Linked DNA regions of Homo sapiens: region 1 is linked to region 2. Evidence: read pairs that join two places in POLR2A ChIA-PET (ENCODE). Cell type or tissue: OCI-LY7. All regions are shown on one strand. Each heading gives the region's core, and the rest is flanking DNA. Links, peaks and the distances in the headings are about the cores only.

Region 1 (8,347 bases), core at 304-8,303, 71 kb after region 2:
CATAATACCTAACTAATGATGTCACTCTAATGCTTAAACATGCTTCAGTAGCCTCAGGATAAAACTCTGTGGTAAGGCATCAAAGGTACTCAAATTGTAGGTCCCAGAGTTCTACATGGGGAGCATCTACTTGTTGCTTGTATCATGTCTTTCTCAACGGTCCCTATCGCCTAGAAGAAGAGTTAATTGCTTCTTTCTTACTGTCATTTCATGCCTTCAGAATAAATGTATAGCACATTTCACCAGGTTAGAAACTCCACAAAGGGTAATTCACTGCTATATTTCTAGGGCCTAGAAATCTAGGCACTTAATAAGCCCTCAGTAAGTGTCCAGCAAGCATTGAATGAGCAGATTATAGTTTTTTTGTGAACATATCTGTTTGCCATATTAGATTATATAAAAGTTAAAGATGAAGATTATGCCTATTAATTTCTAAATCCCCTATGTCTGGAACATGGCACATGCTGAATAAATTATTACCAAATTGAGTAAAATAGGTCTTAGAATACAAGAGATACAATTACTGAGAATGGTTGGCTTAAGATGCAGCAAGATGCTTCTGAGGAAAGAAAGCACTGGACATACACATGTAAATGACACCATCACTTGTTTATGAAAATATACTTATGATTTCTAATTATATGCCAAGGTTGTCCTAGGCACTAGAAATGTAGTGATGAATAGAAAAAAGATATAGTTGGTGCTACATGGGAGCTCATGATCCAGATACTGCACACTAAGAGAAAATTAAAATTAAGATAGCATATGATGAGGGATCACACTTCTCTGTAGAGTCAGATAAATGGTCCTGAGAAAAAGACACTTAAGTTGAGATTTGAAGGATGTGAAGGCACTAGCCAGGTGGAAGGGAGAAGACGGGTGATTTCCACAAAGGCAATAGGCAAAGCCTCTTTTGGTCAGAAGAAGCATGGTCACTTGAAAAACTTTGCCCTTTTTGTTCCCTCTGCTCAGGTGTCCATTCTGATTTCTTCTCCACCATTTTTAGGTCTTTTTTTCAAATTTTGCCTTCTCAATGAAGCCTTATCTGAATCTTACTTAAAGTCTCAGACTTCCTTCCAACACACTCTATTCCCTTCCTCCACTTTTTCTCCATACCATTCATCACGGTGAAAAATATATTTTTATGTATTTATGTTTTTGTTGATCTCTCCCCAACTTGACTGTAAACTCTATGTGGGCAGGAGATTTTTATGTTATGTTTACTTTGTATCACCAGCCCTTAGAACAGTACTTGACCCATCATAAGTATTCAATATTTGCTAAATGAATGAATTAATGAATCCATGTGTGCGTAGTGAGTAGGCAATTAGATTTAAAAGTTTGTTGCTCAGAGAAGAGTTCTTCAGTGGAAAAATAAATTAGAAACTTATTGGCATGTAGATAGGTTGACAATGTATCCATGTTGGCCCTGAAAAATCTGGGCATAGTTGCCAATGGTACCCCTCCTTTACTCTTAAAAATGCTCTCTGGCTTGGAAGATTCCTTTAAAAATACATGGTAGTTGAGGCCGGGCGCGGTGGCTCATGCCTGTAATCCCAGCACTTTGGTAGGCCGAGACAGGCAGATCACGAGGTCAGAAGATCGAGACCATCCTGGCTAACACGATGAAACCCCGTCTCTACTAAAAATACAAAAAAATTAGCCAGGCATAGTGGTGGGCTCCTGTAGTCCCAGCTACTCGGGAGGCTGAGGCAGGAGAATGGCGTGAACCCGGGAGGCAGAGCTTGCAGTGAGCCAAGATCGCGCCACTGCCCTCCAGCCTGGGCGACAGAGCGAGACTCCGTCTCAAAAAAAAAAATAAATAATACATGGTAGTTGAAACCATAGGAGTGGATGGAATTGCCTAGAGAAAATATAGAGAATGAAAACAGGAAAGGATCTAGGAAGAGCCCTTAGGTTCTCTCACTTACAAACTCATAAAGGAGAAGGACTGAGAAGAAGCTGTCAGAGGAGAAGGAGGAAAGCCAGAAGAATGTTAAAAAAAGAAAAAAGAAAAAAAAACACAGAGAAAAGAGCAGTTCAAAAAAAGGGGATGGGCCAGGTGCAGTGGCTCATACCTGTAATCTGAGCACTTTGGGAGGTCAAGGTGAGACGATCATTTGAGCCCAGGAGTTCAAGATCGGCCCGAGCAACATAGTGAGACCTCATCTCTACAGAAAATCAAAAAATTAGCTGGGCATGGTGGCATGTGTCTGTGGTCCCAGCTACTTGGGAGGCTGAGGATTTCCTGAGCCCAGGAGGTTGAGGCTGCAGTGAGCCATGGTGGCACCATGGCATTCTGGCCTGGGGAACAGAGCAAGACACCGTCTCAAAAAAACAAAACAAAGCAAACAAACAAACACACACAAAAAAAAACAGGAATAAGGTGGTCAATAGAATCAGTCTATTGAGAGATCAAGTAAGATAAGGACTGAAATAGCTGTTAGATGTCTTGGAAGTCAGTGATAGCTCTTTTGGTGGAATAATTAGGGTAGAAGTCAGATAGATGAAATAAAAGGAAGAGAAATGAGGAATTGAAGGCAGCAAGTTATAGAAAATTCAAATGAATGGGGAGAGAATATACGACAGCTGGGCGTCAAAAGGGAAAGGGAAGTTCTGGATCTTCCATTTAGCAGATTGACTACATGCTTAAGGCATTAGCAAAACAGGAACACCAAAACAACAACAACAACAAAACTTGGAAATAATTTAGTATTTGACAATTTTAAAATGAGGAACTAGAGGAATCTTCATCAAAAACCTCATACTTTAATAGAGCTTTTTCTCAGTTATCTTTATGTTTGAATTACATATGAGAAAGATCATCTCAATACTTAGGTTCTCTGAAGACTCTAATCTGGTCCTGAATATGGTTATAGGTGGGATGAGTGTGGCACTGAGAAAAGTGGTTTTCTGGTTTTGTTTGGAAGATATTTGAGCTTGTTAAACATTGATAGGAAGAATCCAGATGTGGGAGGTCAGCTGAATACACAGGGGAGGGAAGAGGTAATTGACGGTAGTGTGTTATCTGAGAAGGTGGGAAAGGATTGATCTGAGGAGAGATGGAGGACCAATCTGAGGACTGGTTTCTGATAAGAGGAAGGACACCTCTTCTGTTGTAACCGAAAGAATGAAGGAGAAGCTGGTGTGTCTATAGCTGAGTGTAGGGTTGGATATGGGAGGGAAAGTGCTTTTTTTTTTTTTTTTTTTTTGGTGGAGACAGGGTCTTGTTCTGTCACCCAGGCTGGAGCGCAGTAGCGTGATCATGGCTCATTGCAACCTGGACTTCCCAGGTTTGAGTGGTCCTTCCACCTCAGTCTCCTTATAAGCTGGGACAACATGTATGAGCCACCATGGCTGGCTAATTTTTAAAATTTTTTTGTAGAGATGAGATCTCACTCTGTTGTCCAGGCTGGGAAGGGACATTTCTTTCTGAAGTCTTCATTCTCTCTGAGAAGAAGGTAAGACCACCTGAGAGTGAGGAAGGCTTCTACAGCTCAAAGCAGTTAGAAGAACGTGAAAGTCACAAAGGAAACAATGGTAAGGGTTCTTCTGAGGTTAGCTATTATGAATCATCAGTAGACATTTCTTCAGTTACCCAGGTAATTACAGGAAGTAATAGGCTTTTTCTTTGATCAAGTAAAAATCACTGAGCGAAAGGTACTTCAGTGCTTAAGTGTGGCATTACTCAAGTGGCTAAATATCCAGTTCTCTCCCTCTCTCTTTTTTTCTTTTTCTTTATTTTTATATTTTTTTTGGGCTATATAATGGGTCAACAGATGCATGTGAAGAAAACAGTGGGGATAGCTTGGAGACAAATACTCTGGAAGACAGCTTAATGTTTTGTTTTGTTTCTTTTTCAGGAATGAATGAAACTGAATACCTTCTTCTCATAGATAAAGTCCTTCTTGGACTGCATGGGAATCAAGAGATCTGAGTCATAGTTCTGGTTCTGCCACTTGTTAGGTTTCTTTCTCTGGGATTTAGTTTCCTCTTCACAAAGCTGTGAACAGATGATCTTATTCTTCTTCCACTTTTAATATCTCTGAGTCGATGGCATTCTGTCTCTTTTTTGGCTTCTGAGTGACAGGCAGGAATGTAAATCATGGACTTCTTTTTAAAGTTGAAAGTATTCTTGCAGACCATAGGTGTCTGAATTCATGCTCTAATATACTGGGTTTTGAGGTGGCCTGATGAACTGTTGATCTTCTTGCTGGCCAGAGTTTTGAGCCAATCAGGAGATAAGGCAAAGGAGTCAGGCAGACAGATTAAAACACTGTCTTTATTACTGGTAAATCTGATATTGGCAAATGTGTCTTAGAGCTGCAGACAAATGGGCTTTATAATACTGAATTCCAGAATGAGGCAGACTTACCCACCAGAGTCACAGGCAGCACAGAAAATCACATGCTTTGTTATGCTGTCTCTGGTAATTTTCACATAGGGAAGCAGAGCAGAACACAGGCTTTCTGTAGGCAGCCAGCTCCTTAAAGGCAAGGAGAGAAGAAGGAGTGGGACAATCCATGATCAGGTTTTCCTCCAAACTTATCAGTGAATTAAGTTATTCCTTCAGGCAGAAATAAGAAAGAAGCAGAGAGACAGAGGGAGAGAGAGAGAAAAGAGGCAGTGGTATTAAGCTACTTCATTGACTGCTTCTCCTGTCTCCTTTATTGGTTTCTCCTCATCTTCCTAATTTTCAAACACTGGAATATTTCAGATTCAATCCTTAAAACTCTTATTTGTCTTATTCTCTTCCCATTTGCTCTCCTCGAGTCTCATGGCCTTGTCTATGATGATCCCAAAATTATATCTCCAGACTGAAATACTTCTTTGAACTCCAAAACTTCATATTCTTTTAGGTCTTTACTCAAATGTCCTTTTCTCAGCTTTCCCTAACTATCCTATATAAAATATCTGGAACCCTCTACCCAGCACAGTCTATCTCTTTACTCTATTTTCCTCCATAGTACTCTTCACCCCCCGCCCTAATATATTCCTACTACTTGTTTATCCTCCATAGACAATGTCTGTATAATGAAAATTTCATGAAGACAGGGTATAGAAAGTGCCTGGCATATGGTAGTCATTCAATTAATATTGGTTGGTTGACTAAATTAGTAAATGAAAGCTAAGGTGCGTCTCCAACTGGGAAGGAAACATTAAGATTAGGGAAGACGCATCCTCCCTCACAACATCATACCAACAGAGCCTAGGCTGCAAGGCAGTGACTGGGGTACAGTTTGAATTGGGCATTGGGGTAGGGGAGAGACTTGTCCCAGGGGGAAGACAGCTGAGCACCAAGTGTTCAGGGGCGAGACTGAAGTTGAAAATCAGGTAATGGAAGAGGACTTCCACTCAGGCTGGATCCAGGTACAAGGAAACAAAACACTTAGAGGTGCATCTAGTCACCATGCTCAAAGACCACCAGCTAAGACATTTTGGAGAGTTTTCCTTTTTACTCCTTTTTCGCTTGAAGGGAAAAATAAGAAAAAGAAAGAGTGGAACTATCCATGCTCAGGTCCTCACCTAAATTTATGAATCAACAAGTAAGTCGTCCCTTCTCACTGTGATGCCCCTGCCTTTGGGCATAGTAAATTATTTCACCACTTTATTGTGCTTATTATGCTGACATCATTATTCCTTTAAAGTCGCTCTCTTCCACCATAGGGTGAACTTCTTGAGTGCAGAGAGTGCCTTATTCGCATTAGTATTTCCAGGGTTTAGCACAGAGATATTCACAAATGTCATTTAAATGAAAGAATTTTGGGGATTGTATGCTGGAGGGGGAAAAGAAAGTTAAAGGGCAGGAATAGCTCAATCTTGGGCTCAAAGCCTCTATGCGGAAATTCCCAAGAACACAGTAGACCTTTGATTTCCCTAACAGCTTGCAGTTTAAGACTTAGTTAAATTGAAGCATGGGGCTGTTTGCATAGACAGAGGGCCTGCAGAAGAGATAAGATGTGAAGTCTTATTTTAAAGATAGCATCTCACTGGTTTTTGAAAAGAATTATTATTAATATTGTTCGTTATTATTTTACCTCAATACAGATTGATTATCCCTTGTTCAAAATGCTTGGAACCATAACTGCTTCAGAGTTTGGATTTTTTTTTCTGATTTTGGAATATTTTCATGTACATAATGAGATATCTTTTCATGTACATAATGATATTTTCATGTACATAATGAGATATCTTGAGATATTTTCATGTACATAATGAGATATTTTCATGTACATAACGAGATATCATTGGGGATATAAGACCCCAATGTAAACACAAAATTCATTTATATTTCATATATACTATATATATATATATATATATATATATATATATATACCCTTAAGGTAATTTTTATGCAATGTTTTAAATAATTTCATGCATGAAGCAAAGTTTGTGTTAATTCTACTTACGTAGAATTTTCTACTTGTGATGTCATGTGATATGGTTTGGCTGTGTCCCTACCAAATCTCAACTTGAATTGTATCTCCCAGAATTCCCACACGTTGTGGGAGGGACCTAGGGGGAGGTACTTGAATCATAGGGGCCCGTCTTTCCTGTGCTATTTTCATGATAGTGAATACGTCTCATGAGATCTTATGGGTTTATCAGTGGTTTCTGCTTTTGCATATTCCTCATTTTCTCTTGCTGCCACCATGTAAGAAGTCCCTTTCACCCCGCCGCCATGATTCTGAGGCCTCCCCAGCCATGTGGAACTGTAAGTCCAATTAAACCTCTTTTTCTTCCCAGTCTCGGGTATGTCTTTGTCAGCAGCGTGAAAATGGACTAACACCTCATGTCAGTGTTCCAAAAGTTTCCTGTTTTGGAGCATTTTGGATTTTGAATTTTTGGATTAGGGACCATCAACCAGTAGTAGTTTTGGTAAATAGAGAATCTCCTTGACTGGGGGCTAGGATATGTTGTAGCTACAATAAGCCATTGCTTATAATGAGAATTTATTATCTCAAGAGTTCTAGCTGGGGGCCGGGGAAGGGATAATCAATGATGTACATAGTCTAACTCCAGGGATCCAGAGAGGCAGAAGACATTTAAAAGTTCCATTACCAAAACACAGTGTCATCACAGCAAGATTACGGGAATGGACACTATCCTTTCCAAGATGGGCTAAAGATGAAGGTTGTGGTGGTGTAAATGTGAACTCCAAGCAATTGCTGTTCTCTGCCTGGCATTGCAGGACAGTCTTGAAAATATAACATATACCCATATAAGTATGTCTAAACCTGTGAGTTACAATATAGACTCAGTAGACAATAAAATTATGTTGTTCAAAACAAATACCTGAAAATGTTGGTGGTGTTCAGCTTTTCCTCTATGTTGGGTTGCTGTTCATTCAAAATATCAAATATCAGGACCAGAGTCAAATCAATGCTTTTCCATGGACAAAGGCACATGTATCTATGGATATTTGTCTATTAAAGTAAACCTCTACACATTTTTTTTTGCCTGTGATTCTCTAACTTTAACTTATGTAAAACTCATTTCTATAAAATTGAAAGTAACCTGTCCATTGTTTGAATTCTATGGTCTTTCTTTACATGGTTATATGGCATTTAATTCTATTCTGCCCTTCAATATAGTGATTTATATGTATTTCTGTCTCCTTTATTAGATTTTAGTAACCTTGAGGTCAGGGATCCTGTGATCCTGTGTTATTTTTATATCTCGTACAGCAATTAATCTTCTGCCTTGTATATAATATTCAGTAAAGATGTCTCAATGAGAATTTAATGAATAATCTTAAACATCATTTATCCATATAACTTTACAGTGATTACATATTCATTTAGGTTCAACTCATTTTGGTAAGAAGCAGCTTTATGCAGAAAAAAATATTGCATAGATTTTTGGACTTAAGCCTGGTCATAAAACTTGATATTAAATAACAAAAACTACTACTATCTCTGCTATGCTACTAGTACTACTGCCCCTAAGTGCTGTTCATTGAGCAAACACTGTATTTTGTCATTTGTTGCATCACTTAATTTTCTTCCAAACTCTATGTGTTGGCTATTAATTTCCCAATTTTAGCATGTAGAAAATGGGGGCTCAGGAATATGCATTCATTCTCATAGCTAGATATTTAACCCTGTCTTACTCCTAAGTTCTCATTCTTCTATACTACATGGCCCTTTTCTAGTTTGTCATAAAACTAAATTATATTTTCAATGTGTGTCTTCATAATGTGATAAATAATCAACAAATGCTCATTCAAAATGGAAATAAGAATAGTATCCTAAAGAAATGATAAAGTTCAGGCCATAAGTATTGCTTTTCTTAAGCACAAAACCTATACTTATGAATATATAAATATATATTATATTAAAAT
Region 2 (8,347 bases), core at 14-8,013:
TTGGGGCTCTGTGGGGCACATGATTTATCCATAAAGGAGATGCAGTATGCTTACTTAAATTAATAAATTTAAAATCTTTTAAGTGTGTAAATAGTAGTGTTGGTCTTACGTATTTCAAGTAAAAAGTAGACAGCTGCACTTTTTTTGCACATTGGATTAAAATAACTTCCATCAGCAACAAACATCAGACTGTTTTTAACAAATATTAAAGATTGTCAGACCAAATGTTTATGTTTTCGAAATATATTTCATCACTGGTTACAGTTTTAAATAGAAGTTGATTGCCTTTTCATAGCCGTAAATGAGAATTATAAACTCTATTCCAGTTTTGGTATACTAAATGTTCTTTTAACCATCTTTAGGAATATATTGAAATGCCAACAATAGTTTGAATTGTGTTCTGTAAAAAAGTATTAGTCAATTATTTTTCAAAATGTAGAATTGTAGAAAATGTCAATTTTTCAAACTCATTTTTCATTGCTAGGATTTCTTTTAAAAAAATTAAAGTAATTTCACTTCATAGCTTGTTGCATTAACACCTGTAATTCTATTGTGAAAGAAATTTGATTTTTTAATTGGTGTGTGTTATGCCCAAGATGTTAGGATGAAGATGCTACCTTTTTAAAAATTTTAGTTATTGGTAAAATGTTTAATTTTACTTAAAATTAATTTCTTTTCTTGAAAGTTGTTTATTCTGTTCTAAAAGTAGTCCTGTCACTGTGTTTTTATGCTACTTATAGAAGGGGAACTGATTGCCGTTCCTAGGCTGTTTTAACCAAAGCAAAGGAAAAATAATTTTAACATCTTGTCAATAGCTACTTCAACAAACCATATTTTGGGACTTCATTTTTTGTATATAAAAGAAAATATACTTCTATCATTCCTCTTTTCATTTTTTCATAGCAACCTTCCACATACCTAGATTTCTACCAAAATGTATTTTGTATGCTAGCTTCATCCTGGCTTTACAGAGTTGAAGTTAAACATGTGATATTAACCTCCTTTGAAACCACATAGTCATGGTGGTAACCCCCAAAAAGAAAGGTTAATTTTCAGCAGTCTATGTGATGCAAATATTTATCATTTAGCCTATTTTGCATGAGAAATGTATTTGTGTTATTTCTGCCACTGGTACTGGGTTTACACGTGTGTTAGGGCACCTGTTTCCTTTATATATTTTTGGTGGCAGCAGAATCCTATCATGGCAGCTCTCCTGTCTGCTGGGTCCTGGTCAGTAACACTGCCTCTCTACACCTGGCTGGATTTGGTAGTCCTCTGCATAGTGGAGCCATCGTGTTAGAGTCTTCAAGTTACCTCCAACACCCTAGGGAGTTAATTCTGAAATGTGGTTACTCTGAATCTGTAATGTAAGAGGAAGGTCAAGGCTAAGTGTCAACATTACTACCTTTTCATTACTTACAAATCATTGACTTTTTTCTGTTTTTACAGAGAATGCTACAAACTTGATGTTAGCTTTTGTGCTTAATTTGCATTGTATTGGCACTGATTGAGGAAGAGAAATTTAGGAAGTTTAAATGTAAAGTAATTTGCCGGCCATTAACTTGATCACTAATTTAGAATTGTTAGAAAATACAGAGGTCGCCATCAAGTGAGGTTGACACTAACAAATTCACCCTATTTTGTTAGGAAAAAAAAGACAAGATGAGGGAAAATGATGCAAATTTATGTAGTTTCCAACTTAATGGGTTATTTTGTGTAGTTATCTGTAAGTCATTTGGAAGGTGGGATTCATTGTCACATAGTAATGCTATTAGTGGTGTTTTGTTCTCAGGATTAGCAAGCCTTAGGGTGCAATTGTAGTAGAGCTGGCACATAGTAAGGATTGTGGTGCAGGGTTGAGTCCTAGGCGGAGGCAGAGAACTGTTACAGCAAAGAGAACGGAAAGCTCTCACTCCCTTTGAAGTCTGTCTCCATTTTTGCTTACCCTCTTGTAACTGGAGCTCTTTCCCCCTGGGAACTATTTATAATAGGGTTAATCCTGCATCTACTTAAGGTATGTAAAGATAGCATGTTGCCTACTTGTGTTGAGCATCATATGCGAGGCACTGGGCTGGACCCTGGAGATGCAAAGGCAGAAGCAGTTTGGTCCCTGGCTGTTAGAGTGAGTGTGCCCCTTCCCAGTCTGGTCTTACATGTTCTTTTTGAAAATGTTTTTCCATCACCTGTTATCCATGATTCCTTAAAGGTTGCCATACTGATCTCATCTTAGGGGCCCTGGGTGTAATTTATCTGGATTGTGACAGATTTTAGCAGTTGGGTGTTTTCATGATCTCTTCAAAAGATGTTCCCACCTACCAATACTCATTTAAATCTTTTCAGTATAACGAGGAGGTGAGGTTTAGTGGAAAGACTTTACAAGACAAACTTAGATTTGGATCCTGGTTTTGCCTCTCAGTAACTGCAAATTCAGACAAGTTCTTAACTGCCTTCAGCCTGAGTTTCACCATCTCTAAAATACTGGTATTTCTGCCTCACAGCCTGCTGAGGATTAATGTGATGGCCAGGAAAAAACATTAACCCCAGCATCGACACTTTTTAGGTTCACTGTAAATGTTCCCCGCTTCCTAAAGAGCATTCCCAATGGAGTAGACAGAAGCTGAGAAGCATCTCTCAGTTCTACAATCATTGGCCCTCAGCTGTAGACCTAGACCTCATTAAGTGTTATTAACTGAAAATGTCTACACTGTGTTTGTCTTAGTATTTCTGTAAGCTTCGGTCCATTTGTGGCTCTGGTCTTACAAACTTGTATATTTGTCTAAATGTTGTCTTTGATTTTGTAATTTCCCATCGTGTACATTTTAAAGTAAATCATTGGAATGTAGTCGGTGTAAACACTGGCCTCTCTGGATGGCTCCCTTCTCTTCTTTGGGAACATCTGTGATGGCAGAACCAGAATGGCAGAACCAGAATTGCAATTTTGAGAGCTGGCTTTTGAATCTCATACATGAAATCATACATTAAGATATTTTTGCAGTATGCTTTTCTAAAATTGGGTGCATTTCAGGCTGCACCCAACTGTTCCCTTTCTAGTTAATTCCAAGATGATCTGTTGCTTTCTCCCCAGAGGGGCCTAGACTACATCCATTAATTCCATTTTTTTTCCCTTTAGTTCCAGAATAACAGTTTGCTGAGTCACTCTGCTCTTCTTTGGGGGATATTTCTACTAACCTTACACATAAGTACTTTTTATAGCCTAAGATTAAAGTATGTCAGTCATTGAATGCCTTGTATGTGCCTGGCATTTGACTATGTGCTGGGAATGCAACAGTGAGCAAGACCAGCACCATTCCTGCCCTTCTGGAGTTATCCAGTGTGGGATGCTTATCTTTCCAAGTTTTACAACATTTTACAAGGATTTACAAATAATGTAATGATCACAAATAGGCAAACTGCTATTTTAAAAAAAAATCTGCCATGTTATGTATTTTAATCCAGTTCATGGAACATACTTTAGAAAGTAGGAATTTTTAATAAGTTGTCATGGGTTAGTGGTTAGTGGTGCCAACATAAACATTCTTAAATGACTTGGGAATGTATACTGAGAAAATAATATCTATTAATTATTGCCATTTCCATAGAATGATTCTCATTTTCCCTGATACTGGATTTCAACAAGAGGAATAGTAATAAGAGGCTAAGATATATTTCTTTAAAATAATAGATGCTTGCATCAAGAAAGATACTGATGCAAATAAAATGAGAGGAGTAAAGAATGATAACCTGGGCTCCAGTGACTTTGGGCAAGGATGGTAATGAGGGTTTGAGGGAGGAAGCACCATGAGCAAATAGAGTATGCCCAGTAGTGTCTGAGACTGCAGATGTTCCCTTAGTGCCCACTGACCAGTTAAGGTTGACAGTCTTGATAGGATAACAAGCAAGCTAATGGAAATCTGAAAAGAAAAAATATGTCTTCTGATGGTTTTAGATCAGCTGCTGCTTGTCATGTTGATGGAGTTTTGAGAAAGCGTTCTATGCTATTAAACTCACTTGGAATTGACTCATTTTCTGTGTTCAGCTGAAAGGCAGGAGCTTCGTATGGTCATTTTTTTTTTTTTTCTACTGACTTTGAACTTCAGTCACAGGAGAGATAGTCAAGGGGTTAGGATTTTAATGATAAAACCTAGTATATGTTGAATATTTGCCAGGTTTGGCACTATATACACAATCACTATGTTTTATGACAAGTCTGAGGTAGGTACTCATTACCACTAGTGAAGACACCAAGATTCAAAGAAGTTAAAAATCCTGCCCAATATCAGTCTTATCAGAGCTGGGACAGGAAAGCAGGTCCATCTGCCTCCAGAGCCTGTGCCCTTAGTGACCGTGTTGTTGGCCTCAAGCCACAAAATGTGCAGCTGTGGCCCCACACACATCCTTACTGAGTTCAGACCGCTGTTTGGCAGATGGCAAACACTCTTCTCACTGGAGAAGAGAGAGGCATTTATGCAGACAGCTGTCTCTATGTCTCTGTGCTAAATTGGTCCTTACATTTTTATTTCTCCAAAATGTCTCCCATGCAGGGTACTAATCCTAAACCAATATTGTTTTACCTTGCTTCAGGTGTACAGGCTGCCCCCACGTGATACGAAAAATAAACTGCCGGTAGAATGTCACAGATAATTGCAATATAACACAAAGCTACCAGTTAGCCTTCTTCACATGTTCCATTATGTGGCGAGCCAAGCAAAACCCACAAGACCGAAGGCCATCTAGTCGGGGGCCTATGTAAAAATGGTCTTCTGTGTTAGGAGATCTCCCTATCTATACTCTCCTCTCCTTGCCGCCTTTCTCTCTCTGAAAGGTGTTAGAAAACTTGGATTCAGATTCTGCCTCCACTATTTTCAGGCTATGTCACCACCTTAGGCTGGTTGCATAATCGTTCGTAATTTCTGCCAAAATGCAAATGATTCACTGCCCCATGTACACCATTCTTGCTTATTATTCCAAAAGATAAACTCACTTTAAGGGATAGATAAGAAGTTCAGCCTTAAAATCAGATATAATTGATTTAAAATATTACTGACTTCAAATAGGACGGAGATGTCTAGAAGTTTGACATTTGGGAAACAGTATTACATTTCATTCTTAGGCTGTTTACATTTAATTTAATTTAAAGTATGTGTAATGTTTTGGCTATTCTGTTTCTGTAATCTTCCAGCCAATACAAAACAGGAAATATTAACCAGATTGGAAGGCTACTGGATCAATTGGCATTAGTGTAAACAAGATTACATTTAATAGTCTTGATACCCTGTAATAAAATGTGGGATTGAGAAAAGAGAAATGAAAAACAGTAGGGGTAAATTAATTTTGGGTGGTATATAATCATTATTTTCCCAAACTTCTGGGAGTTACAAAATCATAGGACTTTAAAAAAAAATACATTATGTACAGAAAACAATTTTAACTTTGGTGATACAGTAGAACTGAACTGTATACTAATTAAACTCTGACATCTACAGAGTGCTTTACAGTATACATTATTAAGGTAGCTTACAATATTATGAATAGGTATTACTATTCTCATTTTACAAACTGAAAAAAAAAGAGCTCAAACCTAGGTTCTGTGATTCTGGTGTCTGAATTACAAGCAGCCTGAAATAGAATCCTAAATTGCATATAGGATCTATTTATTTCATTTATATAAAGCTTTTGGCTCTTTCTAAAATTATAAAAGATTAAGATTTGAAAGACTGCATTTAAAACTCCTAAGTTCCTAAATTTGCTTTTTTTATTTTTTTACTATATATTACTGTTATTGTCTTCCAGTATCCATACTACCCTTGTTCTGCTGCATTTTAAATTTGGCATTGTACTTCTGACTCTAAAATCTCAGATCAGGTTTTTTTTTTTTTTTCCTACTGCAAAACTTTGAAAATATTTGTATTGGTAAAAAAGCCAGTGTAGTGATTTAGAATATGGGCTCTGGATTCAGACTGCGTGGGTGTGAGTTCCAGTTCTACCACTACCTGGTTGGCCTTGGGCAAGTTATTGAGCCTTTCTAAGTTTCATTTTCTCATCTGTAAAATGTGATAATAATGTTGCGAGAATTATGTGAGACAAGCTATAGAAAGTTCTTATATATGACCTTATAATTGTGTTATTTCTACCAATCAAGTAAAAGGTAATAACACTTTGATTTCAGTCACCACTCACCATTTAGCTTGCTTATAAGAACTTTGACTAACTGATTTCACCTTCATGAATCATTTCCTTGTTTTAAAGGAGGTGATTGCACTTGGTGGTCTTTAAGGTTATTTCAGGATTCAATTCTATTATTCTGTAATTAATTAGTTGGAGTAACACACCAAAAGCGCTTTTAATGTAATTACTTGAAGTTTTTCGTGCATCTAACACCAAATGAGCACTAAAGGTGATCACAAGATGCAGGTTCCTCAGTACCTTGAGAGGTCACAGGAGAGGGATGTTCAGAGACTGGTCATCATCTCTCAAGCTTTGCCAGAGTTTAAAGTGGGAGGAATGTGGATGATTCCATGCAAATTGTCACAACTCCTAGCAAAATAATTCAAATCACACTTGATGTAATCCACATAAACCTGGGATTTCCTGCTCCTATTTTAAGGGCCTTCTCAGCTTTTGGAGATGCATCCAAAAGAAGTAGAAATCTTACTCTCAATAGTATTGAAAAATAATGTAGTTATTTACTGAAGTTTTTCTGAATTAGTGTCAACAAGTAGATCACACAGCAGCACTTCTTAACATTTCTTTTTATATTTCTCCATTTCTTTTAGCAGCTTCTTCTCATCTTTTCCTTTCTCTCTCAGCTGAATCTAAAAAAGTCATCTCACTCTCCCATGGTTTGGGAAAAACACTAACCACATTTCCTCTCCTCTCACACCACAACAATCATAAACACAAAAGACTCTCATAACCAATAGTTGGGTGGGAGGGAGCAGAAATCCCCCCACCAAGTGAGTAACCACTTCTGCAGCTCAGTGTCCTCCAATTTAATTCTGACACTACCTGGGGATAGCATCAGATTCCACAGATTGAGGTTTCAGTCCCCAAGACTGCCCTCCATCAGACGCCACTTACAAGTCCAGGCCTCTGGAACTTCTGACCAAGCAACTTCAAGCTGGGCTTCCCATGACCCCCACTTTAGATTTGGAGGTAAGATTAATTTGCTGGAGCAGCTCACAGAACTCAGGGTAACATGTTTACTGGTTTATTATAAAGGATACTTCCAAAGATACAGATGAAGAGATGTGTAGGGTGAGGTATGGAGAAAGGAGCATGGAGCTTCCATGCACTCCCTGGGTGCCATCCTCCAGGAACCCCCTTTTAGCTCCCCAGAGGCTCCCCAACCAAGTCCTCTTGGGTTTTTATGGACTACCATGTGGAAATGTGATTGGCCTCCAGGGTATGAGGTAAGACCCTCTCTGGAATTATGATCTCATGACCTGCAACTGGAAAGGCGGGGGAATATTAGAGTCCTGCCTTGGGACAGGTGAAAGAAGGACAGAAGGTCAGAGAGATTCTATTTCCTGAGGCCCGACACACCCAACATTATAACAAAAAACTATAACAAGGGCTATGGAAGTTGTGAGCCAAGAACTGTGGACAAAAACCTATATCTGTATCTCTCTTTTTTTTTTATTATACTTTAAGTTTTAGGGTACATGTGCACAATGTGCAGGTTAGTTACTATGTATACATGTGACATGCTGGTGTGCTGCACCCACTAACTCGTCATCTAGCATTAGGTATATCTCCCAATGCTATCCCCAGAGTGTGATGTTCCTCTTCCTGTGTCCATGTGTTCTCATTGTTCAATTCCCACCTATGAGTGAGAATATGCGGTGTTTGGTTTTTTGTTCTTGCAATAGTTTACTGAGAATGATGATTTCCAATTTCATCCATGTCCCTACAAAGGACATGAACTCATCCTTTTTTATGGCTGCATAGTATTCCATGGTGTATATGTGCCACATTTTCTTAATCCAGTCTATCATTGTTGGACATTTGGGTTGGTTCCAAGTCTTTGCTATTGTGAATAGTGCCGCAATAAACATACGTGTGCATGTGTCTTTATAGCAGCATGATTTATAGTCCTTTGGGTATATACCCAGTAATGGGATTGCTGGGTCAAATGGTATTTCTAGTTCTAGATCCCTGAGGAATCGCCACACTGACTTCCACAATGGTTGAACTAGTTTACAGTCCCACCAACAGTGTAAAAGTGTTACTATTTCTCCACATCCTCTCCAGCACCTGTTGTTTCCTGACTTTTTACAACTATCTGATCTTTGACAAACCTGAGAAAAACAAGCAATGGGGAAAGGATTCCCTATTTAATAAATGGTGC

The links. Peaks named below come from ENCODE experiments on the same cell type or tissue, not always from the same donor. Only the 100,000 strongest peaks of a DNase experiment are listed, where the experiment ranks them.
Region 1: POLR2A ChIA-PET joins it to region 2 with 6 read pairs; 5 of 35 experiments call an interaction of 5 or more read pairs at or near these places.

What each region holds. Positions count from the first base shown.
Region 1 is chr18:5,210,374-5,218,720 of GRCh38, reverse strand. LOC124904341 (a long non-coding RNA gene) reads right to left here. Exons shown (of 3, transcript XR_007066439.1): 2 at 7,300-7,343; 3 at 4,405-4,486. Among named protein-coding and RNA genes, the nearest start is that of AKAIN1, 17 kb to the right of the region's middle. RefSeq lists an enhancer at 3,517-4,716. In OCI-LY7, for the core only: no CTCF peak of the experiment used is centred there; no DNase peak of the experiment used is centred there.
Region 2 is chr18:5,281,552-5,289,898 of GRCh38, reverse strand. It overlaps ZBTB14 (zinc finger and BTB domain containing 14), which reads left to right. Exons shown (of 4, transcript NM_001243702.2): 4 at 1-877. Among named protein-coding and RNA genes, the nearest start is that of ZBTB14, 10 kb to the left of the region's middle. In OCI-LY7, for the core only: no CTCF peak of the experiment used is centred there; DNase peaks (open chromatin) are centred at 1,218, 1,948 and 4,388; H3K4me3 peaks cover 3,342 bases; H3K27ac peaks cover 4,430 bases.